2 separate regions of the Homo sapiens genome follow, and region 2 is linked to region 1. Evidence: chromatin contacts called from ENCODE Hi-C data. All regions are on one chromosome and are shown on one strand. Each heading gives the region's core, a stretch centred on a gene start or an enhancer-like site at or near the end of the contact. The rest is flanking DNA. Distances are from core to core; before and after follow the strand shown.

Region 1 (5,525 bases), core at 1,073-3,572:
GGCGCAGTGGCTCACGCCTGTAATCCCAGCACTCTGGAAACCAGAGGCAGGCGTATCACCTGAGGTCAGGAGTTTGAGGCCAGCCTGGCCAACATAGTGAAACCCTTTCTCTACTAAAAATACAAAAATTAGCCGGGTGTGGTGGCAGGCGCCTGTAATCCCAGCTGCTACTCAGGAAGCTGAGGCAGGAGAATCACTTGAACCCGGGAGGCAGAGGTTGCAGTGAGCTGAGATTGCGCCACTGCACTCCAGCCTGAGCGACAAAGTGAGACTCTGTCTCAAAAAAAATAAAAAATAAAAAATAAATCATCCTTATGAAAATACTTTTCAAAGACAAATGAAATAGACCCCAACAATGTCTACTCTAGCAAATTTTCAAAGTCATAATAAAAATAAAATAGGATGACTCGGTGGTGTTTTAGCTGGTACTTTTCCAGTTTTCCTTTTACAACATAATCAACAATGACTTCAAAAGGATTTCCCCCTCCTTCATGGAATATTACTACCTTCAACACGGCCTTTCAGATCCGGAGTTCAAAGCATAGTTAGCATTATAATTTCAGCAGAGAATCCAGAATTGGCAGGATATCACCAGTAGGGTGACTTTTTTTCTTTTCCCTAGCAAACAGTAGAGCAGTATGTAGTTTCTCCCCCCGCCCAGACGGAGTTTCGCTCTTTCTCCCAGGCTGGAGTACAGTGGCACGATCTCGGCTCCCTGCAACCTCCGCCTTCCGTTTTCAAGCTATTCTCCTTCCTCAGGCTGCCGAGTAGCTGGGATTACAGGCGCCCCCCACCACGCCAGGCTAATTTTTGTATTTTTAGTAGAGGCGAGGTTTCACCAAGTTGACCAGGCTGGTCCCGAACTCCTGACCTCGTGATCCGCCCGCCTCAGCCCCCAAAGTGTTGGGATTACAGGCGTGAGCCTCCGCGCCCGGCACAGTATGTAGTTTCTAACTACAATTTCAAAAACAAAAACAAAAAAACCCCCCCCGCCCCCGCAAAAAAAAACCTCAAAAAAAAAAATGTGACACATAAATACACAACCTTAACTGTGTATTTTACTGGGATTGTAGAAAGGTATCAAATGGGCATGCAAGTAAGGTCCTTACGGAGTAAGAAAACGCCCAATGAACAGTACTTAATATGAATTCGACATCGTTAACACTGAGCGCTTGCTGTGTGCCAGCGCGCAGCATAATTCGAAGCAGCATGACTTTGCACAATGACATATTCTACAAGTCCAGTTTCCTAAGGAGTGCCCTTAGGTTACATATAACCTAAACGTGAAATGTAGAAGTACATAAAGGAGGCATAAAGTTAAAGGGGAAAAATTATAAATACTAGAAAAAATTGCATTGTATTATTTTGATGGCTGAAAAATGGGCTCGACCCTGCATGCACGCGTTCTCCATTGAGCTCGACAATATGCAGTATTTTGTTTCACGTTATGTCGCAGTCTTAGGGAGGAGTGAAACGTGGAACACGACTTCACATCAAAAATGCACGTTGCAGAGGCATTTTTCCTTCGGGGACGCCGGAAGACTTCGCCACACGCGCGCCCTCTCCGCGGACACCAACGTGCTGACGCATGTTCATTAGCGAGCTGCTCCCTCCATTTTGTCCCCAGTCTCCTTTAGGCGAACTGCGCGGTTCTATGTTAAAGCCACTTAGTAATGAAACTATAAAAGGGAGGAAGTGGGGTGGGCGTGGGAGCCCCGTTTGCGCAAGGCAGGCGCGGGGGACTAAATGGCTGCTGGTGCAGAGTGGGGCTGCCCCGGCACCAAGGGCTCGTCCCGTGGCCGGAAGGACAAAGGACACTTAGGGGACGAGGGCCGCCGAGCCAGCGCGGAGCGCCTTCCGGGTCGGTGGGCTGGGGCGGGCTGGGGGCTGGGGCCGGGCCGACCCCCGCGGTGGGGCCCACCCCGCAGGACAAAGCAGCGGCCCCGCCCCTCGGCGCGCGCCCGAGGCTCGTGCGTGTGAGCACGCGCGCCGGAGACGGTTAGAAATGGCGGTTGGGGCGGAGCAGGGGGCTGGCGCGGGAAGCGGGGCTGTCTGGCTCGGTTACGCCCCCACCTCGCCAGGAATCTAGGAGTCGGTTTGTTTTCCGAACCCATCTCCTTCCGCTCTCCCGCCCCTGCAGGCTGTGTGCCGAGCTTGGAAGAAAGTGTGACCCGTTCGACGGAACAAAGGACATGACAGCCCGGCCCCGTGCGGCCACTGCGGAGCGTTAGGAACATTCCCTAAAATGGCGGCCGGCGCGTCGGAACAGGGCGGGAGGCGGCGGCGCGTGGGGGCGGGACGGGGAGGGGCGCGGCCAGCCGGGCTTCTGCTTCCGCGACCCCGGCGGTGCAGGGCGGGTGGAGTCGCGGAGTAGTCCTCATGGCCGCCCCGCCGGAGCCCGGTGAGCCCGAGGAGAGGAAGGTAACCTGGGGGTCGGCGGGGCGCGCGCCGCGGGTGGGCGGTGGGTAAGGACGTTCTCCGCGGAGCTCCTAGGCCCGGAGCACGTGTCACTGGCTTCTCTGCCACCCATGGGCTTGAAACTATTTTAACTGTTCCTAGTCCTTATCCCAAGCCTCCAACATTTTAATCTAAGTGGCCGGGACAAAATTGACCAAAACTAGGGGGAGGAGGGGACCAGTAGTACTAATGACTTACTACAGGTCATTATGAAATAAGCTAACAATACTGAATCTTTGGCGAGAAAATTTTGCTGCTAAGGGCACTGCACTGTAATTTGTTAGTAAAGGCTAATAGTAGAGATTAAAGCTCCGTTGAGGACAGGTGCCTTGTCTTTAACACGTTGTATTCATCACATTTAACATAGGAGTAATTGCTGAGGGATGACTTGATTGTACTACGATGAGATGAAGGGTTAAGATTTCTTCCCCATCACCAGTAGCCTCCCTAGCTGGTGTCCCTGTCTCCATACTCTCCTGAATCCACCTTCCACTATTGTCCGCTGGCCCTTTCCAGCCTGTAAACTGGACAGTTTTCATTCCTCTGCCTAACATCCAGTCGTAGCAGCCCATCCTATCTCTTTAAGGATAAAACCCAAATTCTTGGTATAGTAAAGCTAAACCAAGCGCTCTCCCTGGAAGGGCTCCTGTGTTTCACCAAAGCTGACTTACGTACTTTCCCCATCTTCCCAGGCATCTTGTACGTCGTTACATTTATCATATTGGAAGGTAATAAATGATCTTGTTTTCCTCTTTTCCTGGGCTCCTTATTAAGAGCAGGGAACCTAATTTATATCCTCAGGGCAGAACAGGTATTCAGAAAAGAATAATGCAAGAGGAAAAAAGTTTAATATAAACTAGGGAGATCGTAACATTGGCTAATCACGAGCAAATATTTATAGAAGACCCACTGTGTGCTAAATGGCTCCTAATATATACTTAAGATATTCTCCCAGCTTGGAAATTCTGCTCACTTCTTGCTCTTGCTTGCTTCTCTGGTGGGCTTCCATCCAAATTTGGCCATGACATCAGATCATATGGTTAATATTAACAAATATTGTATAAATTGTTTTCATACTTAATATCCAACAGGTTGTCAGTTTACGTACTACTGGTGCCTTATCTGTTTTTACTGTCCCATACACTGCCCATCTGGAATAAGCTTAGTGTTTAAAAAAAAAAAAAGATCTTTGCATACACACAGTAAATCCTAGATTCAGTTTTGTGATAAACACTGGAATCCTGAATGGGACTTTTGGTAGGAGATAACTGCTGTTTTTAAAGGTCATAAAGGTGGTTTAATCCATTGGAAATTAAAAAAAAAAAACTTAAAAGAGGATCAACATTGACCTATTTAACTGGCCCATCAGTAAGTAGCAAAACAATACTGTAGTTGTTGAAATGAAGATAGTTATAAGCCTCAAACCGAGCACAGTCAGAGGTGGGAGGCCAAAAAAACAAAAATTGCTCATGAAACAGTAGTACCTATCAGAGCCCATCAAAAAGCTAATTAAATTAATAGAAGCTATGATGAATTAACAGCCCAAGGTGCTGTCAGAAAGGAAGCCTGCGGTTATTTTTTTTAAAAGAATTTGTCAGTGATCATTCCAGCACAACCCAGGGAGGATTATTTTATTATAAGAATTAGCAAACCTAAAGTAAAAATGGGAGTTACCAAGCTGGCATACCTTGATAGAACTAGCCCCTAAAAACTGTCCTCTGCCACATTCTTGTCCTTTAAGAAACTTTAAAATGTGAAATTTGGTACATACAGGTAAATTCACATTCAGGTAAATTCTTAATTCACCCATTCAAAAAATATTTAGAGTACCTACTGAGTATTAGACACTGAACGAGGTACTAGACTGATCAAGACAGGAAAAATCCCTTTAAGGAGCTGACATTCTACTGGAGGAATCAATAAGCAAGACTTCTACTGAGCCAGTCATGCAAAGATCCAGGAGAAAGGCAGCATGTGTTCGTTCGGTAATAACCATCTCGGCTTGTTAGAATGGCAAGGCCACTGTACCTGGACTAGTGGACAAGAGTAGGATATGAAAGAGCATGGGATCATGTAGGGCCTTTGGAGCAATGGTAAGGATTCTGAGCATAATCGGAGGCTACAGAGGACTTATTATAGTCATCTGATACACATTTTTATGAGTAGAATCAAGATCTGAAAGGTACTGTTGATAGATGGTAATTTGATAGGACAGGTTGAGCTTCCCAATTCAAAAAAAAAATTGTCTTTTGATGTATCAGTTTCAGATTTGGGATGCTCAACCTGTATTAGCAATGAAGTTGGTGGGCAGTGGTCTGGCTCAGGATGTATTTAGAATGTGGATCCTTCCAGACTTGCTAATATATTTGATGTGGATTTGATGAAGGAATCAAGGATGACTCTTAGTTTTTGGGTCTGAAAATTGGTTGAGTAGTGTGCCATTAAGAGGAAGGTTTGGAGGTGAAAATATATTTTGCAAATACGAGGTTCAAGGTGCTTTTTATACATAAAAGTGTCATTCATTAAGCAGATGAATGAGGCTGAAGCTTGGGAGAGATTAGGGTTTGATTTAGAAATCTGGAGTCATCATATAATGGCATTTAATTGAAAGCCTTGGGATACCTAGGAAGAGACTAGATTCCAAAGGAGTTAAGAGTGGCACTTCAGAATCAGGTCTGTAGAGGAGGGAACAGCAACAAAAATGTCAATGAAATAGAAAACCAGGAGACGTATTTGAAGCCAAGTAAAAGTAAAAAAGTTTCAAAAACAAATGATAATTTGTGCCACATATGCTGAGATGCGGATTTAGACTGCAGTGGATGTCTTTTAGAGGTCTTGACTGGTGTCAAGTGAAGTTCAGTGGATAGATGCCTCACTCAAGTGAGTTAAAGGGAGAATGGGAGGTTTTAAGTAGAAAAGCACACCTACACTCAGAAGTTTTGCCCCAAAAGGATGGTGGTTTAGGTGGCTGATGAGAGGAGAGGGGTGTATAGAGGATTTTTGGGTTTTTTTTTTGAGATGGAGTCTTCTTGCTCTGTTGCCCAGGCTGGAGTGCAGTGGTGCCATCT
Region 2 (5,525 bases), core at 849-3,348, 3.0 Mb before region 1:
TAAAATTACAGAATGCCAAGATAAATTTAAATTTCAGATAAACAGGGATTTCTTTTAGTATATGTCTCAAATATTGCATTAGATATATTAAAAATTTATCTGTTGTTCATCTGAAATTCAAATTTCTGGGTGTCCTACGTTATTATTTGCTAAATCTGGCAACCCTACCTCAAAAGGTTTTCAGTCTATTGAAGGGCAAAGACAATTCAAACACAATGAGAATATGAGAAGTGTCAGGACCAAAGAGCCATCACAGAATGCTTGTGCATATCAAACAAATATCTAACTTAGGGAAGACATTTGGAAACTGGTAACATTGGAACTGAGTCTTAAGCTGGAAACATATGGGATATACCATTTATTTCAGCATTTAATAACATGCCATCATGATTTGTGACTTAACTGTCTCATAAACATGTGTTTTGTCTACAGAACTAGATCTTAAGTTCCTTGAAGACACAGGACATCTCTTTATGCCTCCATGCCACCTGGAACTGACAGGCACACTTAAGGCAGTAGTAAATTACTGCACACATTGATGCAAATGGTTTTGTCCTCCCAAAGAGTAAAAATATTCTGTTAGTGAAATGTATTGTAACTAGTGTTTTCTTTTCCAATTTTAGTCTTTGAACACTGCAGCCAAGAATACAGTTTGAAACCTTGGGAGTCAAATTCACAGTAAATACATGAGCCGTTCACAGTGCAGCAAACTCTCATGTTAGTTTTATGACAGATCCAGTGACACTGGAATGGACACCTTTTTGATTTTGGGGTTCCTTCCTAAGACCCCCATGTGTGATATATTCATGGTTGGATTCTAGGTACTGAAGCAGTTACTACAGCTGGATAGTCCAATGAGTGTAAGAAGGCTTCTCTACAAACACATGCTGCCCACATCGAAGTTCCTCTTTAATCTACTGCAGTTTGAAATTGTCCCCCACTTTCTCCAAGAGTCCACTCCAAGCTAGTTTAGGGTTAGGTCTACCATAGCCTTTGGAAGAGGGAGGGAAGATAACTTTTCTCATCTCTCCTAGTCCCAGCTCTAAAGACCAGAACCAGGGAGAAAGCAACACAGCTTTTCCAAACACATTCCCCAAATGTGGCACCTTTTCAACAATTTTAGTAACAAATTTAAGGCATCATAGATGCCTTTAAAATTGGCATGATAGATGTTAGAGTGATCATAAAAAGACTTTAAAAGAGGAAAAGATGTAAAGAACGTAATCAAATGGGGAGCATGTTTAACAATGTGCTCACTTCTTCCCCTTCAATTCCTTGAATTGAGTCTGCATTATCATTCCTATTGATCTTTGAGCCCAGAACATTACTTTGTGGTCTGGCCTAAGGTTTCTTCCAATTTTTTAAATTACAATATCCCTAAGAGGACAGCGACGAGGTCTGGGGTGTTATGAGGATTGGAAACCTAGCCACAAGTGACCATGAAAGTCCAAAATGCCTCTAAAGTCTTTGTCTCTAAGGCCCATTTTCAAGGTCTTGTTATATAGCTAATTTTTCCCCGACTTATGTCAAAAATAAACGAAGCTGGGTTCTAGGTAAAATGGTAGGGGCAGATTTTAATCACTACTACTACTGCAATGGGGAAAAGAACCCAGCGTGAACTGAATTCAATTTCGATTTGTAGAGGCAACCGGGCGTTTTAAAGAGAATGAAGGAATTAGGATGGGACTGATGACGCCGAGGGGGACTGAGCAACTTTTTCAGGTTTGAAAAGCCTCAACATCAACGCGCGACGGCGCTCTTTCAACATCAGCCTCCAGAACTGGGGCTGCAGCCAGGAGGGAACTACAACGCCCAGCAGCCCCGGCGGGTGTAAACACTCCCAACTTCCGAGGCGGTGCTCACCATCGGCCATCAGCGCCAGTGCCACTCGCGCCCTCAAGAAGCCGCACGGAGTTCGGGCCGGCAGCAGCGGCTGCAGTCGTATGGCAGTGAGCCGCTGTCTACCCAGCGAGACGGAGAGCTCAGGACGCAACCCTATGAGTTGGAAGCCGCAGGAGGCGGAACCGGGTTGCGGGATACGCGTTGACGTCACATCCTCTGGGCGGGGCCGCAAGGAACCCGCGCAAATTGAAAGGTCAGCCTTTCGCGCGCTGTGTAGGCAAGTTACCCGTGTTCTGCGTTGCCGGCCGTGGGTGCTCTGGCCACAGTGAGTTAGGGGCGTCGGAGCGGGTTTCTCCAACCGCAATCGGCTCCGCTCAAGGGGAGGAGGAGAGTCCCTTCTCGGAAGGTGAGAGGAGCGGGCTGTGCGGAGGCTAATGGGTGGGTTCCCTTGGGGGTCGACCTGCGCGTCACCTCCGACCCTCCTCTCGGGATTCGGGTCTTCCAGGAAGGGAAGGAGAGGGTCTGGCGTGATCTTCCCAACCCAACAGCGGAGCCCTTAGCCTGAGTGGAGTATGTGTTTTGTTCCGAGGGGACGTCTGGCAACCAGAGGTCTGCAGTTCAGTGAACGGAGGGAGATAAGAGAGCAGACGATTCCGGGCTGGAGCAGGCGCCAGGGTTGCCAGACTTACCTCATTTTTCCGCAGAAGCTGGCAGTCCAGGTTTTACATGCAATCTCTCCACCTTTAAATGTTGACAAGTACATTTTCCCATAATATTTTGCAGGCCTAAGGAAACGTGTCGTCTGGAATGGGCTTGGGGGCCACGCCTGCACATCTCCGCGAGACAGAGGGATAAAGTGAAGATGGTGCTGTTATTGTTACCTCGAGTGCCACATGCGACCTCTGAGATATGTACACAGTCATTCTTACTATCGCACTCAGCCATTCTTACTACGCTAAAGAAGAAATAATTATTCGAGGATATTTGCCTGGCCCAGAAGAAACTTATGTAAATTTCATGAACTATTATATCCGTTTTCCTCGGAGTGAGAGAAAACTCTTTTTAGATATCATCTGAGAGGTAAGAGACTGTTTTTCTGAAACTGTGGCTTGAGGACCACCTGCATCCAGATTAACTGCTTTGTTTAAAATTCATTCACAGCAGAACTAGTGAATCCCAGTCACTGAGTGGAGTTGAGAGTCTAAGAACCTCTGAAATTTGAGAACTGCTGGACCAGAGCCTTTAGAGCTCTGATAAGGTGTCAACAGGGTAAAGCTGCCTCCTGATCCTGTACTTTCTTTCTTCCTTTCCTTCCAAACTTAACGTTTGATAGGAGAGATTTGTATTATGAAATGCTAAGCAACTGCTCAGTGCCCATTACTGACTTTTTATTGTAGAGTGGGGGGAGGTCGTTTCATCAGAAAGGGTTGTGACAGTTCCAGAATCTCTGTATAGAAAGGGCTTAGGGGGCTGCAACCGGAATGGAAGGGGGTGGAAAGTTAAAGCATTTGTCTTGAAGCTGTATTTGCATAGCAGACGCAGTTTCACAGTTCTTTAGGGTAGCTTTCAGAGAGGCTGATGGAGTTGCCCCTGGGCGCCACCACTGTTTATTACCAGAATGTTCGTGCTTAGAATAATGCGTTCTAATAGCAGTGAATTTCAGTCCTAAAAAAGTACAGGATCATTTCTGTAATTCTTTTTGAATTTTTCCTTTGTTTTTTAATTGAAATACTTACCTTCCTACAAACTGTTTTGAGTTTCTACTCCTATTTGAATTTGCACGTTGACCCTTATGATTAATGCCCTTTGTAGAGGCAATGCGATGCCATCGCATGCATGGTTTTGTTTGTGCCTGGCTCCTTGAAGCATGTGTCAGGAGTGAAAGTGCAAAAGCACTTTGGAAAGACTAAACAAACAATAAGCAACAGTCAAGTGGCATTAGAGGTAGTATTAGTGATTAATGTAAATTCTACCCTATGGAAATTGTTTGATAGGGAGGAGCCCAGCTAAAATATTAAAGAGCAGTGATTCTTGAATATCTGAACAATTTCTGGCCGGGCGCGGTGGCTCACGCCTGTAATCCCAGCACTTTGGGAGGCCGAGGCGGGCGGATCACGAGTTCAGGAGATCGAGACCATCCTGGCTAACATGGTGAAACCCCGTCTCTACTAAAAATACAAAAAATTAGCCGGGCGCGGTGGCGGGCGCCTGTAGTCCCAGCTACTGGGAAGGCTGAGGCAGGAGAATGGCGTGAACCCGGGAGGCGGAGCTTGCAGTGAGCCGATATAGGCCACTGCAGTCCCTCCTGGGCGAAAGAGCGAGACTCCGTCTCAAAAAAAAAAAAAAACAACAAACCAATTTCTGCATTGGACTCCAAGCTTTCTCTTCATTTGTCTAAGATGTTTTAATAAATGTATTTTTCTTTAAATATTACTGTTCTCCCTGTCTCTTTTCATATCAGGTAGTTAATTTGGCACCATGGGGATACAGGGATTGCTACAATTTATCAAAGAAGCTTCAGAACCCATCCATGTGAGGAAGTATAAAGGGCAGGTAGTAGCTGTGGATACATATTGCTGGCTTCACAAAGGAGCTATTGCTTGTGCTGAAAAACTAGCCAAAGGTGAACCTACTGATAGGTAAGTCTGGACCTTATGTTAATTCTTTGACAATTAAGAATGAGACCTACAGTGCCTTTTTTTCTCCCCCAGAAACGGATTGTTTTCACTCAATGCCAGAACTTATCAGGAAGTAAAAGTTGTATGTTTTAGAATATTCCCAAATCAGGGATGACTTCCTTCTGTGATAATAGGCCTAGTTTTCTTTCTTTATAATAAGCCAGAGTATCAAGACACTGATGGACAAAGACTATTAATATCTCCTTTATTCTTTTTTTTTTTTTTTTTTTTTTTAGATGGAATCTCTAGCTCAGGCTGGAGTGCAGTGGCACAATCTTGGCTCACTGCAACCTCCGCCTCCCAGGTTCAAGCAATTCTCCTGTCTCAGCCTCCCAAGTAGCTGGGATTACAGGTGCACACCACCATACCCGGCTAATTTTTGTATATTTATTAGAGACAGGGTTTCACCATGTTGGCCAGGCAGGTCTCAAACTCCTCAAGTGATCCGCCTGCTTTGGCCTCCCAAAGTGCTGAGATTACAGGCGTGAGCCACCATGCCTGGCCCAATTCTTAACCTAAGATAAATTTTTTAACAAATGCTTTGAAAATCCGTGATGATTTCTGACTCCCACATTCTTGGGTACAGAAAACATACTGCTAATCCTGGTTAGCAAAAAAACAAATGTGTTGTAAAATTCATTATAATTTCATATTTGCTTTCTCCTGAATTTTGCTTTATGATCAGCAGGTCCCAATCATTGTTCCATACCAATGCAAGTTCACTGTCACTGATCTACAACACATAGAAAAAATAAGGATAACAATGTAGTGAGTCTTTCATCAAGATGACATATTTAAAAGGTCATCTTTTTTTTCTTTATTTTAGCTGCTAAGTTTGCGTTATGCAAAAAGATTAAAGATTGTTTTCCCATTCCTGTTTTTGAGCTAAAATGTCCTTTTCTTTATAAAATGATAGAAGTTGTAAATGCAGTTGTTTTTGTCACAATACCTAATGTAATACCTGACCCTTGATTGGATCCTGGATTTGGAAAAAATAGTAGCAGT

What was found. Hi-C counts contacts between places; a loop is a spot of excess contacts on that map. Pooled maps may share reads with other maps.
Region 2: a loop to region 1 is called in a map of CD8-positive, alpha-beta T cell, with 9 times the contacts of the local background. The contact joins the promoter of EXO1 here to the promoter of COX20 in region 1. A Hi-C loop is called at or near these places in 1 of 168 maps with a recorded cell type or tissue (CD8-positive, alpha-beta T cell), 1 of 37 single-sample maps with no recorded cell type and 6 of 50 pooled maps.

The regions. Positions count from the first base shown.
Region 1 is chr1:244,833,336-244,838,860 of GRCh38, forward strand. COX20 (cytochrome c oxidase assembly factor COX20) reads left to right here and starts at 2,323. Exons shown (of 4, transcript NM_198076.6): 1 at 2,323-2,421. The coding sequence starts at 2,380. RefSeq lists enhancers at 234-993, 1,497-1,556, 2,097-2,216 and silencers at 1,717-2,056, 2,297-2,346, 2,387-2,676.
Region 2 is chr1:241,846,106-241,851,630 of GRCh38, forward strand. EXO1 (exonuclease 1) reads left to right here and starts at 2,099. Exons shown (of 16, transcript NM_130398.4): 1 at 2,099-2,248; 2 at 2,626-2,922; 3 at 3,007-3,111; 4 at 4,304-4,481. The coding sequence starts at 4,321. RefSeq lists an enhancer at 1,795-2,134.